Regions from separate parts of the Homo sapiens genome. Here region 2 is linked to region 1. A link is a contact called in ENCODE Hi-C or POLR2A ChIA-PET data. All regions are on one chromosome and are shown on one strand. The core of a region is the stretch at or near the end of the contact, and the rest is flanking DNA. Distances in the headings are between cores, read along the strand shown. Region 1 overlaps ZC3H14 (zinc finger CCCH-type containing 14). Region 2 holds the start of TTC8 (tetratricopeptide repeat domain 8).

Region 1 (5,301 bases), core at 1,947-4,446:
TTAAAATGGTCCTTATAGATGGAATCTCTTACTCTGTTAATGGTTAGGGTGGGCTGGTTATTGTCTCCTAAGTTGTATGTTGGCCAGGTGAGGTGGGTCAGGCCTGCTATCCTAGTACTTTGGGAGGTAGAGGCAGAAGTGGAAGGATCGTTTGAGCCCGGGAGTTTGAAACCAGCCTAGGCAACATTTAAGAGACCCCATCTCTTAAAAAAAAAAAAAACAGGCTTGGTAGCACACGCCTGTAGTCCCAGCTACTCGGGAGACTGAGGCAAGAGGTCATGCCACTTCACTCCAGCCTGGGTGACAGAGTGAGACCCTGTCTCAAATAATAAAATAATGTGTTTACTTATATTAGCCTTGTGGATATTGTTGAAGCTCTGTTATCTCTATTCAGCATTGTAGGTTTAACACTCAATGTACAAGACCGGACTGCACATTCTACCATCCCACCATTAATGTCCCACCACGACATGCCTTGAAATGGATTCGACCTCAAACCAGGTAAACATTCAAATTCGTTTTTCTCATGTCAGTTCAAATTCTTTTTTCTAATTTGCAGTTTCTAAATTTATAAGCACACAAAATTGGAAACTAGACTGTTACTTTGAATTTTTTTCTTTGCTGTTTAATTATAGAAGGCTCCTTTGGCAAAATAATTTACTACATGGGCTAAATTTTACATTATCCAGTGGTTACTTTTTTAACCTAGATTATCTTGCTCTGTTGCCCAGGTTGGAGTGCAGTCACACTATCATAGCTCACTGCAGCCTCAAACCCCTGGGTTCAATCCATCCTCCCACCTGTAGCTGAGACTACAAGCGTGTGCCTCTATACCTGGCTAATTTTTTTTATTTTAAGTAGAGATGGGGTCTTGAACTCCTGAGCTGAAGCGATATCCTTCCACCGTGGCCTTCCAAAGTACCAGGATTACAGGCATGAGCCACCACACCCAGCCAGATTTTAACTTCTCATTATATACTACGCAAACATATACTAAGGCCAGCAGGAGTATATATATGTGTACTGTACTTGAATTTCACATCCATTTTCTTCGACATTAGCAACTGGGAGATACTGAAAGGAAGTTTCAAAATATTTTAGTGTGGCCAGAAAATTTAATTACATATGGTATTATCTTTTATCTACCTGACATAATTGAATTATTTTTAAAAATCTGCCATTTATATTGTAATCTTATGACCAAATATTTATTGCTTAAAACTAGTCAACTTTTTAAACTGAGATATATGGTATATATGGATACAAAGCAGATAATTAAAACAATTTTTGGTTCTGTTCATTCAGCGAATAGCACCCAGTCCTGCCTGGCAGAAGATCATGCAGTTTGGAAGTTTTCATGTACTGATGAAAGATACTCTACAGAACTTGTCAAATCTTTGAAACTTGGAATATATTGCTTTCATAATATGAAGTTTTATTGCCTATCTATCTGAAGTGTCTAATTTTTCAAGTTTGTAAGTTTATTATGTGGTTTTAACATTGGGTGTTTTTGTTTTGTTTTTACTATGAAAAGACAGCTTAAGGAAGAGCTAAATTCTGTTAAAATATTTGGGGCATGTTTGTGCACTGCTGTTGTGAGGATCAGCATATGAAATTGACATCATGGTTAGTCATGGTACTGCAGCTTAGGGGGCTACACGGTTGCTGTGTGAGTGGAGAGATGCAGTGAGGCAGTTGTCATTATTCTAAAAATTGTACTACTTTCACTTTTCCCAAAGATTATATAATGTTCATAATCCACCATGAAAACAGCATTGGCCAAAGGTACTGAGGCTGCTTAAAATATTCAATTCTGCTTTTTAATTTTTAAGTGAATTTAGTTTGAAAAGCATGATTATACAGGCCTCTCAGGCTGAGTGCTACTTTGGTAAAGTTCCCAGTTTTCCTGCCTTCTGTGACAGGATGAATGAGGTGGGTATGGACAGTGGAGGCAGCTGGAATGGCAAGTGCAGAAAATAGGAACAGTTCTATACAGTGCTCTCATTTACTAATAACATAATGCCTTCTAAATAATTTTTTTGGGAAACTACATTATCACAAAATTATACAAATTTTTTTACAAGTATTTACATACTGTATCTGAAAACAGACTTTAAAGTCACAAGATTATAAATGTACATATATATTCTCACATTCTGAAAAATAACATTCTCAGAATCCACAGAAAATATACTTAGTTACTACTGAAGATAATTTTTGAAATGTAAAAATTAGATTTAAATAGTATATTTTAAATGACAGAACTATAATTACAGAGATCAGATCAGATAGGTAAACTGCAAGATAGATAGGATGAAACTTTTGGCCTACTGTATTACTTACAGAGTTTTTTTGTGTGTGGTTTTTAAAACTGTTAAGGCAAGAAGTGTCAAATGCTTTAGAGTTAAATAACAGATCACTGATTTCAAAGACTTGGTGTATAGTGTTAAAAATTAAAGCTTAAAAGGTGGTTAGAAAAGTGGATTAATGCAAAAGGGGTAATAAAGACTGCAACATTCTCAGGACCAAATTAAACTGCTAAAAAAAAAAAAAAAGTTCATTGACTTGCTTAGTCGTATACTCAAATGATGATAAACCTACATGTGCAAAGGCTCACGTTTAAGATTGTCAAGCCAGCAGTCTACTGTTGTGTTGCCATTGCTTTTCCATTGGGAGAAGAAAGAATTAACCAGTCATTAAACCATTTGGTAAGTTGCACTTTGCTGTGCTGATCCCACAGGAAAGGCTTGAAACACGAGAAGCAGCAAAGACAGAGCACACAAGTGCATAAGGCTGTTGTCTTCGGCTTGGGTGAAATGACAGTTCCTCTTCATTCTAAAGGTTTACTCCATTGAATTTAAGGCATTTGTTCATTCCAGTGTTGAGATGCTTTGCATCTCTGCAGAAGAAATTTATTTTAAATTGTTTAAATATCTGGAAATACTTTTAGCTATCATTTATAAAGATAGTTTTGTTCTCAGTTTCACTATAAATTATAGAACAAATGGGAAACAAGGGTTTAATTTAGTTCAGCCATTTTACAAGGAAATAATAAAATACTAAAATCTGATTGTTTTTTGCTATTTAATAGCCACTGCCCAGACACATATTTAAGAGTTTAATCTTTCAGTTGCTATGGCTTATGAACAAGCTAAGGTTGACCATAAAACATTTGTTGGATGACGTGGTTTAAAATGATCACCACAAAAAGGGACCACAAAAAAAGGAAGGAAATGAGCATGGTTGGCGATTGGAAGCAAGGGTACCAGAGGGCACAGTGTGCTTTGGCATGCATTTTATACATAAAATGAATGGAACAAAAGGTGCCAGAAGTCCCAGGTTACACAATCAGGAGCTTAGATACTGCACACAAAAATAATTATCTGGGTTAAAAAAGTAAACATAGGGCAGATTCTATATGGCCTATCATGTTTCTTCACCTTCCCCTCGTTGCTGGCTGATACAGCGAGGTGGTCAGCTGATGACTACTTAGTCAATATGACCTTTAGTCGTGAAACTGACAGCAGCAGTGATTAAGGCTGACTTAATCAGGTTGGCCACTTTGAAGGACAGAAATGCAGTGGAAACAGTTTTATTCTATGTAGTTTACATGCTTAAGGTTACAGAGTTTCTACCTGCACTGTAATGGAAATATAATTTCTCTGTAGCCAAAAGCTGGCAAACTTGACCCAGAGGGAAAATTTAAAACTGCAGCAGGCTCAAATGTAGAGTATTTTTCTTTTTATGGGCAGGTTGTTCAGGGATTTTTTTCCTCCTTTAATTTATTGACTGACTGTAAATACATGAGTAGAAACTTAATAGTCATGTATTTCAAAATTTGGCTTAATTTAGGAGAATCCACTGATGAACAAGTACCAACTTACGTTTCAAGCTTCTTAGCCCCATAATCAGTCCTTCAGCCACAGCTATTTAGAGCTTTAAAACTACCAGGTTCAATCACTGGTTATGCTTTCTGTGATGTAATTTAGTCATTTCTATTTTTAGTATTAACCAAGTATTAGACACAGAAAATAGGTATTAAGAATCTTCATATATCCTGTCAGACCAAATGGGATTCCAGGAACCTAAAGCGATCTATTATGCTATAAAGATAATTAACACATTAAAAACTCATAGGGTCAATACAGCATCTTAAACCTCACACTTAGAAAAATATATTTTTAAATAGCAGTCTACATAATTTTCAATCTTCAGGAAACTACAGATAGGCTAGACAGCGAATTCCTGAATGATGAGTAGTGATCTTTGGCAGCATTTAAAGTGAAAAGAAATAAGGATCTAAGAATTCAGCCCTAATCCACTAAAAAAAGGAATTCTAACTGACAAGTTTTTACAAATGGAGTTGGGCTCATTCATTTTGGAAATAAACCTATGGAGTGGCACACATCTAAACAAATTTTCCCAATAGAAAAAAGGCTATAAAAATTTTATTCCAAGAGTGATTAAATTGTATAATGTTGTATATGTGAATTTAACACTTTTGTTTACATGTTAAACAAATGTGTATATATTAGACTACATTAAATATGCAATTCTTTCTTCCAGTTAAATACTGTTGCTCCCTAAAACCCTTACATTGTACACCATTGGGAATGATTGTTCATCATACTACTTTTCCATTAGTGAGGCTACAGTTATGTTTTAAATGTGCGATTACAGAGATGGCATCTGAACATAAACTGATGGCTCGAAAATGAAAATGGAAATGTAGCAGCCATATACTGCTAACTTTGGATCTGTTCCTGAATTCAAAACTACTAGGAGAAAAGTGTCCTTTATAAAAAAGGACCTTATTAATGCCTAAAAAACATCATATTCTCTAGGAAAGCTTGTGTCTGTTTCCTTAGGGAAAATGTTTGCCTTTTAAAAACTGTGATCCTTTAGGATGATCATGACTTTCCCTTTCCTTATGGAAATGCAAGAATAAAATATTTCATTAAACAATGAACCTTGAAAATAAAATATAAACATTAAGAAACCATTTTGCTAAAAAGATAATGAAAATTATCCAAATTGGGTTTTTGAGTTCTTCTGTAAAGAGTGCTCTACCCTAAATTTTCCCAGCAGGTCTGCCGAAATCACACACTTCCCAATACAGGGGGACTTGGCCTTTACCATCAAGTATTCGATCCTTCCTTGAAATGGCATTATCTGGCAGTGTATGGATTACGGATTATACCCAGTGCATATAGCAAATATTTTGAACAGATCAGTCTTTCACTATTTTGATGATTCTGGGCATTTCTCCCTGTTACAGTCTTGGGTTAGCACCACTTGACC
Region 2 (5,301 bases), core at 1,645-4,144, 210 kb after region 1:
GAGAAAACACGGCTGCTAAATCTAACCTTAAGTCCAGTGCTCTTCGTGCTAATTACTCTTTGTGTATAAGTACTCTCCGGCCAGGAGATCTGTCTTGTTGATCTCTGCATTCTTACCACCAAGCACAGAGCCCGGGCAAATACTTGTTGACCAAGAAAATATCTCATTTTATGCCTTTTGTTTTTCTTTTGGGTTAAATGTGCAGAATAATTCCAATTTAACATTTAAGAAAATTTAAACTTTGGCATTTAAAGTTAAATTACCTTAGGTATTTGATTTAAGACTGATTAACCTAAAGAAATATCTAGTTGCTACAGAGTAAAAGATAAGGATCTATGAACTGAGATCTAGCATCGATTGTGAAACTAACCCTTTTAAAGGGCTTGTTTCTCTGTGCTTCACTTTCTCTAGGAGGAAAATGGTCCTAGTAACTCTTATCTATTCCCTTCACCAGGAATTGTTACATTGTCTATTCTTCCTATTACTAGCATATCTTTAAAAAAATGGTTTCTGCTTTATCAGTTAGATATTATTAAAAAATGTAAGTCTGTCTATAAATTCATAAAATCAATGAACCATAAACATATTTACATGATATTAAAAATAACATATTTTTATATCCTTTTAAAGACACATTTTATGCTACATTTGGACATGTTTAACATCCTGTAATTTACTAAATATCCTACAATTTTCCTCATTCATTTGACTTTTGTGAGAGGAAAAAAACAGCCTTCTGAAAGAAGTTAACACACATTATATGCTACTAAAATATTTTAATGCCTCATTTGTTCCACATTTATTTATATGTTTATTGGCATGTTTATTTCCCCACTTATGTAAATAGTGTTTCTCTGTAGGAAGTTGGCAATAATCTCAATAGATACATGACTAGAACTCAATGTAGTGGGTGATTAATCCTGGCTACCCATCAGAATCACCTGAGACACTTAAAAAAACAAAACCGATGCCCCAGTCCTACCTCAAACAATTTAAGTCAATATTTCTAGGGCTGGAATTGGGACATCTCTATTTTTAAGAACTTCTCAGATATTCTACAAAATACTTGACCAGCACTTTTCAACACTGTCAAGGTCATCATAAACAAGGAATGTCTAAAAAACTGCCACAGTGTCAGAGGAGGTGAAGGAGACATGATAACCGAATGTTATGTGGTACCCTAAGTGAGATCCTGGAATAGAGAAATAACATTAAGGGAAAACTACTGAAATCCAAATAAACTGTGGAGTTTATTTAATAGTAATGTACCATTGTTGATTCCTTAGTTGTAACAAATGTATCATCTTACACTAAAACAAATGTCAACATCTCACACAATAGAGAAACTGGGTATATGGGAACTGTCTACTATTTTTGTGACTTTTCTGTAAATCGAAAACTATTCTTTAAAAAAGTTTATTTAGAACATCTGACTATATGCTAGAGAGTAAAAGATAAGGATCTATGAACTGAGATCTAGCATCATTTGTGAAACTGACCCTTTTAAAGGGTTTCTCTGTGCTTCACTTTCTCTAGTAGGGTTGAAAATCACTTACATAGTAATCTGCTTACAGTGTACCAGAAAACAAAAAGACGCTGTGAAATATTGAGCCCAATTGTCAATTGTCGGCATGTGCGTTCTTAAAAATTTGACACTCAGAAACCATGGGCTGCTTCATTAGGACCTTTAGGGAGATTACATTTCTACCGGCAGTTCCAGGAGAACACAAATAGACTAATGACAATACACTTAACTGTAACAATGACAATCCTGATAATTACTGACTTCCAAAATACAACAATTCAAGAAAGACTGCTTAGTAGAGAATAAAAGGTAACAATAAATTTCTTAGTTTAGAAGCATAAGTTTCATTTTAATACCTATGAAAAATATAAATATGTGGATTAAATAGAATGTCTAATGTTTTCTCAGACCCCAGTGGTTTGAGAAAAGCCTACCTGGATTTAGCCGGTCACACCTCTCTTTTCATAACCATTGCAATTTTAAGCATATTTGTCATCTGTGCAAATTTCTAGAGAAAAGTCAGAATTGTGTTTGAAGAAATCACTCTGCACAAGTAAACCCTTGCCAAACAGCAAGTGCCAGGAGACGATGTTTCACAAAGCTTTTAAAAATTATTATTATTATTATTATTATTATTATTTTGCACACATTATCTAGTTTGGTAAAACTGTCACCAATTTACAATCCGGAATCACCATGTGAGTCGAATTAACAAATGTATTAGCAACTTGTAGTCAACCAGATTGCAGTTCCAGCTCCCTAACTCAATGCAATTTTAATAATTTCTCTTCTCTGAGTCTATCTCAGTTTCTCATCTGTAAAATGAGTAAAAGCAAACCACTTGCAGTTCAGATGTTGAGATTCGGTGGGAAGGACCTCGAGAAACAGCGGACAATTTCAGGATTTAGGACTTTAGGTCTTGATGGGTGGATGGTACTGTGGAAGCTGTTTACTTGTTTGTATTTCTAGAATCGGAAGGTAAAGCGAAAGGGATGGAAACGAGCGAATGGAAGAAGTAGGACAGACACCAGACAGAGATCAACTCCAGGGACTCTTCCGGACCTGCAGGGCAGGCAGAGCATTCGGTTGCTAGGCAGCTGCGCCTCCTGGGAGGGTGGGGGACCCCAGGGGCAGGTGTCTAACTCACTACCTTTTTGTTTAGCCGCGGTGCCTTCTTTTCAAAATCAATGAAACCTGTAGCCTTTAAAAGTAGACATCTTTTTCCAACCAAGTTTAGGCAAGCCCTGTAGCCGAGTTCTGCTTGCGGTTGTTTTTCTTTTTCCTGTTCTCAGGCGCGCTGCGGGCACCTCTCGGACAAGGCCCCAGCCGTCGCGGGTTGCCGGGCAGAGTCGGACGCCGCCAGCTCTTCACTCCACGCCCACCTCTCTCCTGGAGCGCTGGGCCTTCGCTGGCCGCACCGGCAGCCATGAGCTCGGAGATGGAGCCGCTGCTCCTGGCCTGGAGCTATTTTAGGCGCAGGAAGTTCCAGCTCTGCGCCGATCTATGCACGCAGATGCTGGAGAAGTCCCCTTATGACCAGGTACCGGCCAGCTCCCGTCAGCCTGTGCATCCTGACGCTGAGGCTGCGGGGTCTGGGGCATATCCCAGCCCCGGGTTGGGAGGCCGGGGAGGAAGGCCCGAGGCGGGGCTGACCGTTCGGCCCTCGGAGGCGCCCGGAGCGAGACCTTGTGGAGCTGTGACTAGCGGGTCCGCTGTCCGCCACGTCCACGGGGATAGCAAGTTCTGTGCCATGACCGCCCCCTCCTCACAATTTTCAGCCTCCCCTCCCCTATACGTGTCCCAGAATGAGAGCCCTGAACTTTACTTGACGAGGAACTTTGATAATTCGTTTATACTTGCATATTGATGGGCTTTAAGCTCTCAGCGTGTGCGTTGTTAATTTCTAAAAAATATGCATAAACAAAGATCTGTGACTCTCCACCTCCTGTTAACATAGCTGCCTTCTTCCTTTTGGATCGAACATGTGATCCTCCCACCTCATCTTTAGACTGTTGTCCAAGAGTGAAGGAGGCCATGAGTTTAGCTTGAGGCAAATATGCAAATTAGAAGAATGAGAATCTAGGAGGGAGAAAGATACATTCATTATTTAAAAAATTACCTAGGCAAGGGAAGCTCTAATTGTAGGAGGGAGAAATGGGAAAGAAAGGCTCCTTACAAGAAGGAATGATGGCATTGATGAAAAGAGAACTTAAACTAGAGTAATGTGTATAGCGAGTGGAAAAGGTAGTATACAATGTACGTGAGCGGTACAATTCTGGTGGGCAGGTGGCTCCTGGAATAGGCAAAAAAGGAGAAAATGGGAGAACAGAAGTAGCGCTGCGGCAGTTTGTCAGTGCTTTTAGTAAGTGCGGAATATACCTACGTAGTTCTAGTTCCCTAGCTTTTCCTCTAGTGGTGTTGCCTTGGAGATGTTAGAAAAAATGGAAAATTGAAGGGAGTTACAAAAGCGGAGGCCTGAGTGTGAATGCTGTTACTAGGCTCTGCCTTAGCTCCCAGCAAATGGATGATGGATGATAACCTGCTGAGATGAACATTTTGTCTTTCAGATAGTACATCTCTCTTAGAACAGCCTACGTTAGTGGTAATACAAAGCTAGGTTCTGTTGTTAGTTCACATTAATTAATAGGACTATATTTCTGTAGACAAGCATTTTTCCAAGGTTTTTTTAAATTTTTTTTATTTTTTTTTATTTTTTTTTGAGACGGAGTCTCGCTCTGTCGCCCAGGCTGGAGTGCAGTGGCACGGCGCGATCTCGGCTGTCTGCAACCTCCGCCTCCCAGGTTCAAGCGATTCTCCTGCCTCAGACTACCGAGTAGCTGGGACTACAGTTACGTGCCACCAAGCCTGGCTAATTTTTTTGTATTTTTAGTAGAGACGGGATTTCACCGTGTTAGCCAGGGTGGTCTCGAACTCCTGACCTCGTGATCCGTCTGCCTCGGCCTCCCAAAGTGTTGGGATTACAGGCATGAGCCACCGCGCCCAGCCCCCAAATGTGTTTTTGGCATAGTAATCTTATAGATATTGCTTAAAAAAATACACAATCAAATATGTTTGGGACTTGTGACAAAATATTGACCCTTTACGTTGGTACAACAGAAGCTTGTTAAGAACCTTTGATGTGGCCGGGCACGGTGGCTTATGCCTGTAAACCCAGCGCTTTGGGAGGCCGAGGCGGGCGGATCACGAGGTCAGGAGATTGAGACCATCCTGGCTAACACGGTGAAACCCCCTCTCTACTAAAAATAGAAAAAATTAGCCGGGCGTGTTGGCGGGCGCCTGTAGTCCCAGTTACTCGGGAGGCCGAGGTAGGAGAATGGCGTGAACCCGGAAGGCGGAGCTTGCAGTGAGCGGAGATCGCACCACTGCACTCCACACTCCACAGCCTGGGCGACAGAGAGACTCTGTCTCAAAAAAAGAACCTTTGATGTGCCAGACATTGTTCTAGGCACAATGGTTTGCAGGAACTTTATGTGCCATTTTAATTTTTCCATTGAGTTACGGTAGTTTTCATTCTGTGTTCCACGAAACAGTAGTCCCAAGAGCTGTTCAGTGAGAACAAGTTCCCTCATTAAGTACATTTGGGAAATGTATGTTCCTTCTTGGAGATTCAGGATGCACCCTAAAGGCTCTGAGTAGTTTTGAAGAAAAGGAAACTAATTTTGCCTATTTTTGATTAATCCAAATAATTAAATAGTTCTGAAACTTATTTGACCACCGGATTCCTTTTTTTTTTTGACCCAGGGAAAGGGTCAGAT

What was found. Hi-C counts contacts between places; a loop is a spot of excess contacts on that map. ChIA-PET counts read pairs that join two places held with the same protein, here RNA polymerase II (POLR2A). Pooled maps may share reads with other maps.
Region 2: a map of chondrocyte shows a loop between it and region 1 (2.1-fold over the local background). The contact joins the promoter of TTC8 here to the enhancer-like site in region 1. A Hi-C loop is called at or near these places in 1 of 168 maps with a recorded cell type or tissue (chondrocyte), 2 of 37 single-sample maps with no recorded cell type and 4 of 50 pooled maps. POLR2A ChIA-PET finds 5 or more read pairs at or near these places in 1 of 52 experiments (PC-9).

The regions. Positions count from the first base shown.
Region 1 is chr14:88,610,440-88,615,740 of GRCh38, forward strand. It overlaps ZC3H14 (zinc finger CCCH-type containing 14), which reads left to right. Exons shown (of 17, transcript NM_024824.5): 16 at 395-501; 17 at 1,306-5,301. The coding sequence ends at 1,312. It overlaps EML5 (EMAP like 5), which reads right to left. Exons shown (of 44, transcript NM_183387.3): 44 at 1,992-5,301. Among named protein-coding and RNA genes, the nearest start is that of ZC3H14, 50 kb to the left of the region's middle. Within about 2 kb of position 3,197, at least 6 of the 41 ENCODE cell types and tissues checked have a DNase peak (open chromatin) inside an H3K27ac peak, as active enhancers do.
Region 2 is chr14:88,821,757-88,827,057 of GRCh38, forward strand. It overlaps TTC8 (tetratricopeptide repeat domain 8), which reads left to right and starts at 2,895. Exons shown (of 15, transcript NM_144596.4): 1 at 2,895-3,065. The coding sequence starts at 2,952. RefSeq lists an enhancer at 2,547-2,906.